2 separate regions of the Homo sapiens genome follow, and region 1 is linked to region 2. Evidence: chromatin loops called from intact Hi-C (ENCODE). Cell type or tissue: dorsolateral prefrontal cortex. All regions are shown on one strand.

Region 1 (8,000 bases), 170 kb after region 2:
TTAACATTAATACTGATCCTAACAGATAGACAGTGTTGTCCTGATTTAATAAATGAAGAAAGCAACTTAACAGAAGTTAAGTTGCTTGCCCATGGTGACATAACCATAGGATGACCTTATCATCTACCATTTAAACTGTACACATTTTAAAGTGAAAGACGGCAATATTAACAATTACACCAGGATAACAGATACAGCAAGGTCTTTCCAGGACAACATAGACCATAGAGTCATCCTACAGAACTACTGTATAAGCCAGAATTTAAATCAGATTGCATCTAAAGCCCATAATGCTCTTCCCATGTTTTAAGCTGCCTCTGGAAGTTTCTGTATTTAAATAAAAAAATAAAGAGATCTATTTTGAAGAAACTGAATTCATAGAACTTTATGATACCAAGATACACAAAATAATAATTCAGTCAACAATCCAAGATGATTTGTACCACAGGACGTCTACCACCAATGGTGGTTTTATGAGTGGTGTAAGGATGAAAAGGAGATAATGTGTGTGGGACACGGGCTTGTATCAGAGCTATGTGTTAATGCCTGCTCTTAAGAGAGGAATTCATTTTCCATATGCAGAAGTTAAATGAGTGTAATGGTTTTGTGAGATTCTGACTTCATCTAATGGTGCAGCCAGGACAAAGATAGGGAGAGATTCCCTGGTGGTGAGTTACAGCAGCCAGCAACACAACCCCAGAAATGGGTCTGAGACTAAAAGAGTCTAGCACTATCAAAAAGAAATAGAAAGTCTGGCAATTATTTGCCTTGAATAGGAGCCCTAATATATACTGTAGTTAATAGTGTGTTCTTAACTTTCCCTCTGTTATCTGTGAAAAATGCAGGCAAAAACTGTGTGTCCCAAATAGATCAAGATGATTGTTGGGAACAGAGCTTAATTCCACTAAATCAAAATGATGCCTCATCACTTCCATCTCCCCAATGTTGTAATGAATGAGTGCCATTAAACTTTGAGGTCTACTCCCAATTCTCCCACCTGCACTGTGACCTATAACTTTTTAATTTTGAGAGAAAGGCTCTTCCCTTGCCAGAAAGTGCTTTCTGTTTGTGAAAGAGTATGTAAAACAGCACCAGGTGAAGAATGACTTTTTCACCCAGTCTTGAAACCATCACAAAGAGACAAATTTTGCTGCTTTTGCTTCGTGTGTGAATTTTTTTTTTTCTACACAGCTCTATTCATTGCCTAAAACAATGGGGCCAGTGTTGGCCAGCAAAGAATAGTGCTATTCATGCGCCCTGTACCCTGCACAGTGCCTACACTTGTTAGTCTTGGCTGCCCTGTGAGGCTGGCTGCTGGCAAGAAAGTCGGGTCTATGTTGTTGGATGGTGTAGCAGATCAGAGAACGAACACTGGCAGCCAGATTCCCAGATAACCTCAGCTCCTCTAGAAAACTCTTGTTGACATAAGCCTGTGCTTTGAGGGGTGTCTTGGAATTCCAAGAACTTGGGCCAGGTGTGAGGCCAGGTGGTTGTGGTCCCATTCCAGCCATTCCCATCCTCCTGCTACAACCAAAGCAATTTCGTTAGGGGTCAAATGCCTGGTTTAGGAATCAGACACCTGACTTGAATTCTGGCTCCAGGGCTGACTGGCAATAGGACCATAAGCAAGTCTCTTAACTTCTCTGAATCTCTATTCCATCATCTATAGAGAGGGCATATCAATGCCACCTACCTCATGGGGTATCGTGAAATTCAATGACATAGTATTATGCTATGATTTACATGGAATAAATGTTAGCTATTATTGTCATTAATAAGAGACTGATGTAGTGATTACTGTCACTAATGAAAGATTGGTTTAGGGCATCCTCTCTCGGTAGAAAATTAACCACTGTGAAATCATGGGCAACATCATTGAAGTGATGAGTGACTGGAGGGAGGGGAGAAAGAGGACAAGCCTCAGAACCAGGCTGTGCTTGTAGTGCCAAAGTAAAATGTTTTACACAGGGAAGAAAGTGTACACTGGCAGAGGCCACTCTGTTTGTCTCAAGGATTGAACAGAAGACTAATTTGCTTTCATGTGGCTTATTCCAAAGGACAGTTCCATAAATGTATGCTAGAGATGGTCTCATCAGCCTCTTCTCTAGCTCTCCAACCTAGAGTGAGTGCAGCAGAAAACCTGGACCCTATCCTTAATGTGTGTGTGTGTGTGTGTGTGTGTGTGTGTGTGTGTGTGTGTTTTAAGTGAGAAAGTCTCATAGCTCCTGTTTGATTTCTGTGGGGAAGCAAACTGCCAAATTCAGGCAACCTGTGGAAAACTTGCAGAGGCTCTGGTAGATTCTGGGATCGTCAAGGGCAGGATGCCTGCCTACCGTTCTCTAGAATCACCCCAGTGCAGAGCCTGGCAGACTGCTGGAATTGAAATGTGTTATCAAGATTAGTGCTGCAAAGGAACTGCAATTCCAAATCAAATAAAGTCTAAGAGGGATGTAGGGCTGGAAAGAGACCATCTTTCAAGTTCTTTCCAACCCAAGATGTTGTGATTTTTGAAGCTTTCCTTGCAATAGATGTTGTTTAACTACCTTGTGTCTTCTGTGAAGTTGCCACCATGAAAGCTGGACATGTTTGGCACCCACTTCCCTTGGCACAGTTTATATACTTGTACACTTGTTATAGTATCAGCGCTCTAGATTCTGTTAATGCATGACAGGAAGCATAAAGAGTACTAATCACAAGGGCAATTTTCCAGGTTGTATGTACTATAGAGAAAAGATCATATATACTTGGTAATTATCTTTTCTCCATAGCACATATAACCTGGAAAATATATACTTGGTAATTTAAAATGTATACTTGGTAATTTTAGACATTTTAACCATTACTTCTATGAACAGCAGACTTCACTTGTTATAATCACATAATTAGAAGACATTATTGCAGTTCATAAATGAAATTAATTATAATTTTAATTAAATTTTCAAAGGACAATCTAATAAAAGTAGGATTGATTAGAAAATTATCAATGAATTTACAGATTCATTTAAGACATTTATCTCTGTCACTTTTAAATTTCATTGAAATCTGTTAAAAGTGATGGTAGGTATGCCCACAGTAAGATTTCAATAGTCACCATATTGTTTCAAGAGGTAAACAATACCTAAGATGTGTCTTGGTATCTTTCACTGAGTAGTGAATTTTATCAGTCAACTCCTTTGAACATTGTCTTGAAATAAATTGACAGAAAAATATGACCTGTCCAGCGTTCATTTTGAAATCAAAGTCTTGTCTATTTGGCCAGTTACATTTTTCTTGAAAATGGATTTGGATTTCAGATCAAATGTGTGGCTGAGATAAATTTATTGATGGCCTATTTGAGGGTCATTCATGAAACTGATATAGAGCAATTCTAAGTCCTAGCAGAAGCTGAAAAATGTGTGCAACATTTGTGTCTAAAATAAAAGCTTTGGGGCAGGAAGAAGACCTAGTACACATGCTGGATCTGTTGCTTACAAAATGTGGTTAATATTATTTACATTAGACCCACTTTAGTGGTAGCAGCAAAACCTGCGTAGTTTTCATAGTGTTTGATAATTTTCATTTCACAAATGGAAATGACATCATCAAGAAGGAGGGCCTGTAAATCATGCATTCATTCATTCACTCATTCATTTATTCCACGAATACAAAGCTAGACCCTCTATGCAGGATTTGGTTATAAAAGTTATGAAATAGAGTGATACAGTCAGCAGATCCATTCAACTCTACCCTCAAAGTAAATCCAGGATGCAACCCCTTCTTCTCACCACCTCTGCACTTGCTATTCCAGTCTACAGTGTTTTATCTGCCTAAACAATTGCATTAGCTTGCTAGTTTGCCACTCTGCTTCCACTCTTGTTACAACATAGCAACCGGAGATAGTCTTTTTTTTTTCCTTTTGAGACAGAGGTTTGCTCTGTCGTGCAGGCTGGAGTGCAGTGGCAGAGATAGTCTTTTGAAATGTAAGCAAGATCATTTAAACCTTTCAGTGGCATCAAACCTCACTCATAATAATATCCCAGAGTCTTTCCAGAGGCTGGAAAGTCCTTGTGTCATGCTGCCTGGCCCCGTCTCTGAGCCAACTGCCCACTCTGCTCTCATTCCCTCCTTCCCAAACCCAGTGCATACTTCACTGAAGGTGTCTGTGTCCTTCTCCAAAGATACAACCAAGGCTTGCTCACTTATCCCACTCAGGTTTCCAGTCAAGTCATCAGAACTGAGAGGCCTTCCTGGCCCACCTTTTCTCATTTAGGCCCTCTTCCTTACATAGTTCTCCTTCCTCTCACCACTTTTTTTTCCAGAGCATTTATCATCACTTATATGTATTATTCACACTGTATATTTGTTTATTTTCTGTCTTCCCTGTCTAGAATGTAAGCTTTGGGAGAGCAGTGGCTTTGTGTATTTTATGTATTGCTGTATCCTTAGGGCTCAATAAATATTTGTTAATAAATGAAGGAATCATCCTGCTCTGATCCTTTTAATTTTACCTGGAAAGAAAGAAAGGCAACAAATAATTCCAATAAAGCATGGTAAGAGTTATCATAGGAGAAGCAAAGAGTCATGGGAACAGTAAGAAGAACTAATTGGTTTTCTGGAGGAGGTACTGTTTCAGTTGAGACCTGAGGGGTGAAGTAAGCCCAGGAAGAGAGTTCCAGGAAGGAGCAACAACACCTTCCTCTTTCCCTCCCTTCCCCACCTCCTTCCCTCCCTTCCTCCCTCCTCCATCCCTCTTTTTCTCCCTTCCTTCCTTTTTTTTTGTTCCTCTTTCTTTCTCTCTATTTATTTTATTTAGTTGTAGTCATATCTTCTTGTTCTTGTCATTTTAATTCTTGAGGATGTGATGTGTGCTTCTGGGAATAATTTGGATTGGATAATTTGAACAAGTTCACCTAGGCAAGGTAGGAAAAGTATTTATAAACATGTTAAATATACAGCTGAGTCCTTAATGAAATAAGGAGAGTAAGAGAATCCTCAACCCAAATTAGAAGTACTAAACAAGTGTGACATTGCTGTTATCCTGGGGTGGGGAGGAGCTGAAAATGAGTGCCCAACCCAGGATTATGCAACACAGGAAGACATAATCCATGATGAATGACAGTTATCCGATACAAAAAATAAACAAAAGGATTAGAACCCAAAGAGTTTCAAGTAATAGATTATTAGAGGGATATTATAAAATAATATGTTAAAAATGATTAAAGAAAAAAATTAACAAGTCAGAAAAGCATAAGACATATGAGTAAGAAATAGGAAGCTTTGAAAATAACAATTAAATTTCTAAAATTGAAAAATATAAACATGGAAGGGAAAAGCACAATGGATAGTTTAACCAGATATTCAACATTCAAACAGTTGAATAAAGATTTTCCTAAAGGGTAGCAGAGAGCAATTAAATATTTAAAAGTGGTTAATACACATTGAGGGGAGAAAGAGTGTTTTAATGAGAGTGCCTGAAGGAAAGAATAGAAGAGGAGGAAATATGTGAAGAGATAAGACCTAGAGTTCTCCAGATTTTTTTGTTTGATGGGGTGGGGGTCAGGGGCAGGGTGGACAGTGTCTTACTCTGTTGCCCAGGCTGGAGTGCAGTGTTGCAATCTTGGCTCTCTGTAACCTGTGCCTTCCAGGCTCAAGCGATCCTCCTGCCTCATCCCCTGGAGTAGCTGCGATTACCAGCACCCACCACCATGCCTGGCTATTTTTTGTATTTTTAGTAGAAACAGGGTTTCACCATGTTGGCCAAGCTGGTCTCAAACTCCTGACCTCAAGTGATCCACCCGCCTCAGCCTCCGGAAGTGCTGGGATTATGTGAGCCCCTGCACCTGGCCAAATCCTCCAGATTTGATGAAACACATGAAACGTCAGGATTTGGAGGCCCAAGTGAGATAAGACAACACACAGATACATCTTATGGAAATACCAGAGACCAATATAAAATCTTAAGAGGAAGAAGAAAGAAAGAAAAGACAACCTGTAACAGAACAACCACACTAACTGTAACCTTCTCAGTAATGACAGAAAAAACCAGAAGACAACAGAATAATATCTTCAAAGGGGTAGGGGAAATAACTGTAAACCTATATTTTTATACCCAACCACACTATCATTCATAAATAAGAGTGAAATAAAGAGATTTAGCAGATAAAGGCTGAGTGCTTACCACTATCAGAGCCATGTTGGGAGCAGAAAATAAGGTATATCCATGTGCAATCATAATATGTCTTATGCTTTTCTGACATGTTAATTTTTTTCTTTTAAACATTATTTTATAGTATCCCTCTAATAATCAATAACTTGAAGCTCTTTGGATTCTAATCCTTTGTTTATTTTTTACATCTGATAACTGTCACTCATCATGGATGATGTCTTCCTATGTTTTATAATCTTGGGTTGAGCACCATTTTCAGCTAATCCCCACCCCAGCATAACAGCAATGTCAAGAAGCAGGAATTTAAACTCCAAATGAAAGAATAGGAAGCAAGACGTAGGGATTTAAACTTCAAAGGAAACAATGGGATGCAAACTCATGAGCAAAGAAACCAGTAAATTGTGGGTTTATATAAACAATCAATGATTATATAAAACAACAATAATAATAATTCAAATGAATAATTTGATAAGATATAAAACTAAGATGACACTAAAATGTTGGACCAAATAGCATGTAAGAGGGAGGGGATGGTCAGAGTTAAAGTGCTCTAAGGTACTTGCCATATTAGAGCAGAATAAAAAGATCAGTTAAACTTAGATCTTGTTAGGTCAGGAGACATGTTAAAAAATTAGAAATAATAACTAAAATAATGGAAATAGAATGTATCTCTTCAAAACCAGCAGAGGAAAACATGATAATAAAGAAAACTCAATCACTTCAAAATAAGTTAGAAAAGAAAAAAGGAATAATATAATATGATAAGAATGCAAAAAATAAAGTAGAAAAATATGAAATACATGTGCAATTATAGTAAATCTAAACTGAGCAGTGACAGAAAAATATACTTAATCTGAAAAATTAGGGGATAGCTAGATTAGATAGTCAGCTAACGCAGTAGATTAGAAGGCCCCTGACAAGCGTAAAATTTATAATTATATTTTTATGTGTCTATATGAACATTTATATTAATATCTAATATTTGTTTATATATTTTATGCAAATTAAGCAGGCACTAGATGTTACCATTTCTCAGTGTGGGAAATCAATGTGTCCTAAGGATATGGGTCTGCAGAAAGATTAGCCCAGCAGTAAGTTGGCTCAGCCACCGGAAGAGGGTGCTTCAATGTAGAAATCAATGTAAAAAGAGTTTGAGTTGTTGACTAGGAGTACAACTTATTAGAACTGCACATTTTAAGAAACAGAAGAATAGGGAGATGAATCGAGGTCAAAGCAGTAAAACAAATAAACAAACAGACAAATAAATTAAGAAGTGCCTATAAAAGAGAGAGGAGTTTCACCTTCAGAAGAGCTCTGGGTAGAAAAAAGCATCAACAGTACCCTATATCTCTTTTTCCAATCCAGAGACATTTTGGAAATAACTTTGAAATCTGTTTCCCCAGGTTTGTTTTTCCTCTCTGTCATACCTCAAGAGGAACACAAAGAGTGATGGCCTGTCACTCTGATGCCTCTCTCTACTCAAATGGCAGAAACCAACCAGGTGAGTTGTCATAACTTAGATGAGGCTGGGATAAAAATACACCTTGGAGAGCTAGCTTACTGATGACAGACTGAGAGTTGCTCTTTTTGATTTGAGTGAATTGGAGCTTAAATTCTGTGCCAGCCCATACGAGTGTCTCAAGATGCTTGGGTTAGAAAAGAGATTATATCAGGATTATAAGGTCTTTTGCCTGTCTTCCCTCAGAATTGTCTTTGATTGATAGATAAGTGACCCTCTCCAGCATACTGATTTAAAACTGTAAGTGAAAAAAACAAAACAAAACAAACAAAAAAACAGTTGAAACTTTCATTCAATATTCACTTTGGATTTACCTTTAAAAGCAGCTCAACCATT
Region 2 (8,000 bases):
TTTCACTTGGAGATCTCTCTTATTTTTTTTTATTTTTTTTATTTTTTGAGACTGAGTTTCGCTCCTGTCAAAACTCAGGCTGGAGTGCAATGATGCGATCTTGGCTCACCGCAACTTCCGCCTCCTGGGTTCAAATGATTTTCCTGCATCAGTCTCCCGAATAGCTGGGATTACAGGCACCCACCACCATGCCTGGATAATTTTGGTATTTTTAGTTGAGATGGGGTTTCACTATGTTGGCCATGCTGGTCTTAAACTCCTGACCTCAGGTGACCCGCCTGCCTCGGCCTCCCAAAGTGCTGGGATTACAGGCGTGAGCTACTGCTGCGCCAGACCAGATTTCTCCATTTTTAACCTCTCTCCATTTAAGAGCAGATGGAAGATGAAAGAGTTCTAAGAACTATTTTAACAACTACTGAAATTCATTATTTGCCAATAAAATAGTCCAAGAATAAATTCGTCTGCTCTTAGAAGAGAAAGATAGGTATGTAAAAATATAAGTGGAGAGAATTGATTTACAGATTAATTTCATTAGACTAAAATTAAGATTTCAAATTTTTAAAAAATGCTGTCCAGCACTCCCAAACTCAACACACATGGTAGCAGGTACAAGTCAAAATCAATTACAAATTTGAGTTTGCTGCACTGTAGTAAAGATAAGTTGAGCTGCTATATTTAAGGCTCTGGTGACATTTCCATTATGAATATAAGCATCACTTTTCAGGGATTTATTGCTCAGCCATAACAATTTTTAGGCACGATCAGTTATGAAATTGTAGGACTTGGCTTTCAGACCAGATATTTTTATTTACTTCTTTTGAATTAAGGAAGAGTTTAAAGGATGGAGAGAGTAGAAGCATGGTTACCAGAGGCTGCGAAGGATAGTGGGGGGCTGGGAGGAAGGTGGAGATGGTTAATGGATACAAAAAATTAGCTAGAATGAGTAAGACCTACTATATGATAGCACAATAGGGTGACTATAGTCAATAATAACTGAATTGTACATTTAAAAAAACTTAAAGAGTGTAATTGGATTGTTTGTAACTGAAAGGATAAATGGCTAAGGGGATGGATACCCCATTCTCCATGATATGCTTATTTCATATTGCTTTCTGGTATCAAAACATCTCATGTACTTCATAAATATAGACAACTACTATGTACCCACAAACGTTAAAAATAAAACAATTTTTAAAAAGAAAAAAGAAAGAATTTAAATGTTCTGGATGAATGAAAACAAATTAACAGTAAGAACTATGAACATTTCCTTTGTTAAATAAAATTTGGCCATTTCACAGAAGCATTGAAAACTGTAGTTAATTTCTTGGTAATATATTTTCATTTGCCCTTTATTCCTAACAGCATGATGATGTTTCTATGGCAGAGATGAACCTAGAATTGATGACACCCCAAACACTTTCATTCTCCATATGCTAATTATTACTCAAATTAGAGAGAGAAAATTTTCCTTGTGTTTTATGATAGGCTTAAAACATAAAATAAGTGAAGATTAGCTTTCTAGAATATGTAAAAATTTGACTCCAGTATTGTTTTTGAATAATATTTTAGGCAAGTCAAGCCCCTGGTTAAAATCCTCAGCAGTGACTGTTGTCTTCTAAAGTCCTAATTTTCAAGGTGTTCCAAAATCAGTTCCCAGCTTACTCTTCATACCTCAGCTTTCACTAATTCTCTTTATGAATCCTACAGCAAACCTAGACTCCCTGCCCTTTGTCAGGCACATCTAATTTACCTACCCTCTTCCTTTTTCTCTCAACCCATCTCTATCTAAATCCTTCCCATTCTCCCAGGCCTACTTTAATTATAAGCACCTCCAAAGATGTTTTCTTGATCCTTCTTACAGAAGCATTTTTTTCCTCCTGAACATAAAAAAATTGGGGTTTTTGCAACAGCTGTTTATGTGTATGTTATTCACAACCTATTTCCTAATGAGGTGCTCACCTAAGGTTTGTTGATCACATAAATGCATGAATGAGTATCTGCTATTGAAGACTTACCTACTTTTGGATTTATGCTTTCTACTAGGATCAAGTGATAGATAAATAACAGAGCATGACATATAAATATGTTAATATAGATACATATGTTAACACTGTATCTTTAGGGGATCTTAGCCCATCCATAAATAAATAACATTTGAAACAAAGGCATAACAGAGGCAAAATTGATTTGCTTTAGAAGGTCATCTTCCTCTCATTCATCAAGGCTACAAATGTAGCTTTGCCTTCTGTCTCAAAGCCATTTCCATGGTTGTGTATCTGAAATGTACATATCTGTCTCCTGCGCATCCTGCCCCACATCATGCCTGGACCATCTCTGGACCACAAAACATTTTCCCAAAAGGTCTCTTTGATTCCAGCTGTCATGGGCTGTCAGGATGAACTTCCTAATATGCTGATAAGAATATGTCAATCCCCTGCTTAGAAATCTCTAGGTGGGGGATTGACTACTCACAAAGTAAACTTCTGATCTACAAGTAAAATTCAAATCCCTTAAGGTGTCATTCAGTGCTCTCAATCATCTGCTTTCAATGTTCCCTTCTGGCTTCATCTCCTCTGGTCTCCACCACATGGCTTATGCTCATTCTCTTGGCTAACTTCACCTCCATGAAAATGCAATTATACTTCCTTCTTGTAGACTGGAACACTCTTCCTCACTTTCCGCCTATCCTTTAAAGCAGTGGTCTCCAATCATTTTGGCATCAGGGACTGGTTTCATGAAAGACAATTTTTCCATGGACCTGCTGGGTGGGGATGGTTTCAGGATGAAACTGTTCCATCTCAGATCATTAGGCATTAGACTGTCATAAGGAGTGCACAACCTACATTCCTCACATGCACAGTTCACAATAATGCTTCTATGATAATCTAATGTCACCACTGATCTGACTGGAGGCAGAGCTCAGGCAGTAATGCTCACTTGCCCGCCACTCACCTCCTGCTATGCAGCCTGGTTCCTAACGGGCCACAGACAGGTACTGTCCATGGCCCGGGGATTAGGGACCCCTGTTGTTTTAGGTTTGACTTTAGTGCTCCATTCTCTGCCAAGTCTTCTGTGATCCAAGTGGTCAGAATGTATTGCATTTCATTTGGATTTTTGTATATACCTCTATTTCACTGTACCTAGACCTATGGTGAGTAGCTTGTATTTTCAACCCTACCAAATCACTACTTCTAGAAAACAGGAACCATGACATCATTATGTTTATGTATATCTCTTTGAGCTAGTAGTGTCTTCTTATATTGCTTTCTACACAGTAGTTAATTGCCTTGTGATGAATTCAACCACACCTTTTGGGTATATAATATACCTTAATGAGAATTGTATTCCTAGGATAAATAAATAAATAATTTCAGAAAATGCTAATCAACAATTATCAGTTAATCATGTGCTTATAATTGATGAAGCATTGACTCATCAGATTTGAATCATCAGGTAGATTTTAGTGACTTATCTGTGTTATTGTTTTCTTAAATAAAATATTTTGAGTAACGAGGGGGAATAAGTTTGATTTTTTTAACTTCTAAATTCTTTTTTAGAATTTAGGACAGTTTGGAATTGAATGGTCTCTATATTGGTAAGTATAATAAGACCTTTAGTGCTGGTAGTTTTATTTAAGTTTGGAAACTCAGGTGGAATAAAATACTTATGGAATAAGTGATTACTTCATTCTCCATGGTAATAATCTACCTTTCAGAAAAGGTCAAAGAAGCTCTTTTATTCATTTTTTTATTAACCTTTTTATTTTAAAACAAGCTCCTTTTGTAAAGAACAAAAGTAGGCTTGAATTTTACTTTGCTGGTTGTCTGGACTGTAAAAATGAAAGTATAAACCAAGCCACCAAATGAAAAGAAACAGGGGGTCTCTTTCATTTGGAAGAGAAATTGTAAAACACTGCTCACACCAGGCATGTATTCATTTTTGTATTTCAAGCATTTAAAAAGTTGCTAGTGCAACTATAATGTTTTAAATACTCAATCTTTAAATGTTTAGCCTTTTTCTGAGGCTGAGAATCTGCATTGTGAGATGGGTAGCTCCTTCTCAAGATGCAAGACCCCCAAGTGCTTTTACATAGAAGCTCACTTATTTTTTACTATTCCCGAAGGAGGCATTCTAGCACATGTCTAATGTCAGATTTCTACAAAGGGCAATTGAACATTGTCTGTTAGCCTGTAGATGGAACAGAGCTCTCTGATGACATTGAAGGGAAGGGTGGGGATTATCATAGCTTGATAAGCCTGGAAATTCTGCCGGATGGCATTTGGCAGTATGGAAATGTGCTCAGCTTATCTTACAGACAGGAATACAAAATTCAAAGAGTGAAAATGACTTCTCTAGATAGAGGCTGATCTGGACCAAGACTTGTAATTTTCTCAATGCCCAGTGTTTTTTCATCACCAGCCCACTCTTCTCACTGTTCCAGATGTGGGGGTTTTCCTCCTTGGTAAACACTGTGATCTATCCCTTTAATTGATTTTGTTCCCTTCTGAGCTTGGCAGCAAGTTGGAGGTAAGCACAGCTGCATGACTGCTGAGCATGCTCCAGATGCTTTCAGATGGAGACAGAAGCTCTTTTATCCTGTAAGCTCCAGCTGAATCGGGGGCCAGAGGTCAGGACTACCTTTACACATTTTCTTTAACGTCACCAGCCAGCTTTGCTGACAGAATTGTATGGCTCCCCATGTCCTAATTCAAGAGAGATTTATTTAGCAAGGGATTCCCGGTAAAGCACAGCATGTCGAAAGTATCCCAAAGCTCTATAAATGAGTCAACTAGACATAATTGAAAAGAGGGTGTTACTTTTTGCATATTCTCTATAACAGTGCTGTCCAAAAGAACTTTCTGTAATGATGGAAATATTCTATATTGGTGCTGTCCAATATGGTAGCCACTAGCAATATATAGCTGCTATATCCTTGAGACGTGGCTACTGTGAATGGGGAGCTGAATTTTAATTTTAATTTTATTTAAATTAAAATGGTCACATTTGATTACTACTGCCATATTGAACAGAGCAGCTCTATATAAATGTGGTGGATGTGTTATGGCACAAAAGAAGTTTTTAAAATGGTGGTTAGTTATTAGCCATTTTTCTCATATTTAATAACTATATCTCCTCATTGATAAAAACCAGTATAATGGAGTAAATAATAACAATCCATGTGATAATATGAGTGAGAGAATTACTCACTGAAATTACAGTGCCACAGACAAATAGTGAAACTGCTTGCAACATTGCTACTACTGTAGAGAGCCAATCCATGTCTTAGAAAAGCCAAAACATGTGGAGGCAGAGGAATTTGATTTGAATTTGGCTCTCCCATTTTCGGAGTGATATTGAGCAATCAAAATATTTACTTGTGCTTATTTACTTCTTTTTAAAAATGACCTGTTGGCTTTCCATTTTCTCTTCCTCTCTGCATCACTTAGCTATTACCCCAGTAATACTGCCTAACGAACCACCCCAAAACTTAGCAGCTTAAGAGAACAATCATTTCCTCTTGTTCACGCACCTGAATTTGGTCAAACTGCAGGGACTTGGTGGATTTAGGCTGGGCTCGACAGATGTTGGCACCAAGCTGCAAGTGAGTCCAGCTCAGCTCCATGTGTTTTCTGTTTTCCTGGCACCTGTGGGCCAGCTTGGGCATGTCACTTTCATGTGATGGTGGAAGTGCAGAAGAACAAGCCAAATTGCACAAGTGTATTTCAAATATCTGTTCATTTCTTGTCTGCTAGCATCTCATTAGATAAATCGAGTCACATGGCCAAGCATCAAAGTAGCAGAATCTTATATTCCTCCATGAAGGTGCAAGAAGAAAGTGAATACTTGACAAACAGTTATGTCATTTGATCACAGTCTCCATAAACTCATCTTCCTCAAATGTTTGGCATCTACTGTTTGATAAGTTCAGTGTTCGTTTGTAAAATGAGAATAGTAGTAACAATGTCTGCTTCACACGATTATTTAGGATTGCTTAAGAACTTTGAAAAGGAGCTTTTTTCAAAAATAAAAATACATCAAGTGAACACAATATTTTGAATGATTTTAAGCAATATTCTCCCTCATCACAATTATCACTTCATGAATAGACCAAACTTTAAAAAATTTCCTTAACATAGTCTGGATAATAACATCTAACTTATACCTACCATTTTTTCCATATTCAATCCAATAACTTACATATTGGCATTAAAAAAGGTAAGTCGGTTAACTGCTGGAGTGAATATTGTGTTTGACTCTCCAGCATACATTCCATACCTTCTGTCTCAGTAAAAGGCAGCAATGTGGTTAGAGAAGTGACCTCTAATTAAAGGATGGGCCAGACTGGTATAAGAATAATTCCATCTCCCTTGCAAGTCCTTTGTTTGAGAGAGAATGTGTAATGTGGTTTTATCAAATAAAACCCAGCTAGAGGGTTATGGGAGGCTTGTAAGGCTGTTTCTCTATCTTGAGAGAGTTGTGGGAAGCCATTCTCTCTTTCTCTTACTAAATGTGAATGAAGAAGCAGATTGTCTTAGTTGCTGCTAGTAGGTAGCCTGCAGCTCCAGGTCAGAGAAAGGCTGAGTTAAGAGAATCACAGAGAAATAAGACTGTAGTCCTGATAGGACATTGTCACAAGCGTATACCTTTTGGGAACATTGAATTATGTGATTATTAATTATTCTACTCATTTAAGCTTATTTGATTAAGCATTTTATAGTCTTTCTCCTCTTCTAATTATTCATGTTATTTCATTCCTTCCTTCATCACTCATTTATTCATCCATTCATCTCATAGGAACTCATAAGGGTCCATAGTGTGCATAGCTCTTACCAAGCATTAGGAAAGATGAAAAATGAATTTTAGAAATAATTTTTTGCAATTCTGTGTAAAATTGGTAAGTGAATTTATGCTTTAACAAAATCCTCTCTTTCAAACAACTGGAAGCTACAGATGAAATTTAAAAAAAGATGACCAAGATGATGTAGGTAGGCACCAAAATGGGATAAACATATCTGTGAATCACAGATAAAACAGGATCAAAAAGTGTCATAAGGGCTGAACATGCAGCTCTGCCAGATTCCAACTCTGGAATCAGGTAATGGCAGCTTGGATCCTGTACCAAACATACAGATGACATACTTAGCCAAATGTACAGAGGACATACTTAGGCAAATGTACAGCTTGAATCTAGGAACTGAGGTAAGCCTACCACTTCCTGAAATGAGGTTGGAAAAAGTTACTGCTGAGTCCCTGTCTGAAGTCATAGCTTTATAGGACTCTGTGGGCGTAGGCAGACAACAGACAAAAACACTGCCTCACAACAAGGAGCTGAGCCAAACCATCTGATTATTTGATTTGTTATATCTCTCAAATTATGGTAGAGCAGGAGAAAGGATGCATTCTAATATGAGCTGGATGTTGACTGGGTGTCAGTCTTCACTGCTAAAGACTGGGAAGGGGGAATCCAGGAAGAAAAAGAGAAAGACAAATAGGAACAGAGAGAGAACAGAACAAATTCTGCAGGGGAAAAAGAAAAACCCAAAACAAGAAAAGAAATCTAATGCTAAACAAAATAATCAACAAAATCAACAACCAGAACAAGAGTTAATTTAATGGTGCAGTTAGGAAGAGACTTAGATGAAAATGTTTAGAATGTTCAAAGAGATCAAGGAAAATATTATATTCATTAAAAAGAAAAAGATCATGAACCAAAGTCAGGCAGAGTTGAAACAGGAACAGGAAGATATGCAAAAACATAGAGATGTTGCAAAAAATATAGCTATTGAAATAAAAAATATCACAATAAATGTGATAACATTTACAAATAAATAACTGGTGGTTTAAATGATCATAATAATAACTCAGGTCCCAGCATCAAAGCTTTAAGAAGCAAATGTATCATGTCTTGTCTTCTCTACTTCAGAGCACAGAAAAGGAAGAAAAATTATAACGCTGGCAAAACTTTTAAAAGAAAAGTAAAAGAAGGAAATATAGATTAG

Evidence for each region. Hi-C counts contacts between places; a loop is a spot of excess contacts. Peaks named below come from ENCODE experiments on the same cell type or tissue, not always from the same donor. Only the 100,000 strongest peaks of a DNase experiment are listed, where the experiment ranks them.
Region 1: it touches region 2 in a loop (11-fold over the local background); 4 of 110 quality-filtered maps call a loop at or near these places.

What each region holds. Positions count from the first base shown.
Region 1 is chr18:56,042,532-56,050,531 of GRCh38, forward strand. The region is part of intron 6 of LINC03069 (long intergenic non-protein coding RNA 3069); the gene reads right to left. LINC01905 (long intergenic non-protein coding RNA 1905) reads left to right here. Exons shown (of 3, transcript NR_146511.1): 2 at 7,549-7,646. Among named protein-coding and RNA genes, the nearest start is that of LINC01905, 4.3 kb to the left of the region's middle. In dorsolateral prefrontal cortex, no CTCF peak of the experiment used is centred here; a DNase peak (open chromatin) is centred at 1,300; H3K4me3 peaks cover 653 bases; H3K27ac peaks cover 2,839 bases.
Region 2 is chr18:55,871,169-55,879,168 of GRCh38, forward strand. No RefSeq gene overlaps it. Among named protein-coding and RNA genes, the nearest start is that of LINC01416, 45 kb to the right of the region's middle. In dorsolateral prefrontal cortex, no CTCF peak of the experiment used is centred here; a DNase peak (open chromatin) is centred at 4,573; H3K4me3 peaks cover 1,032 bases; H3K27ac peaks cover 2,324 bases.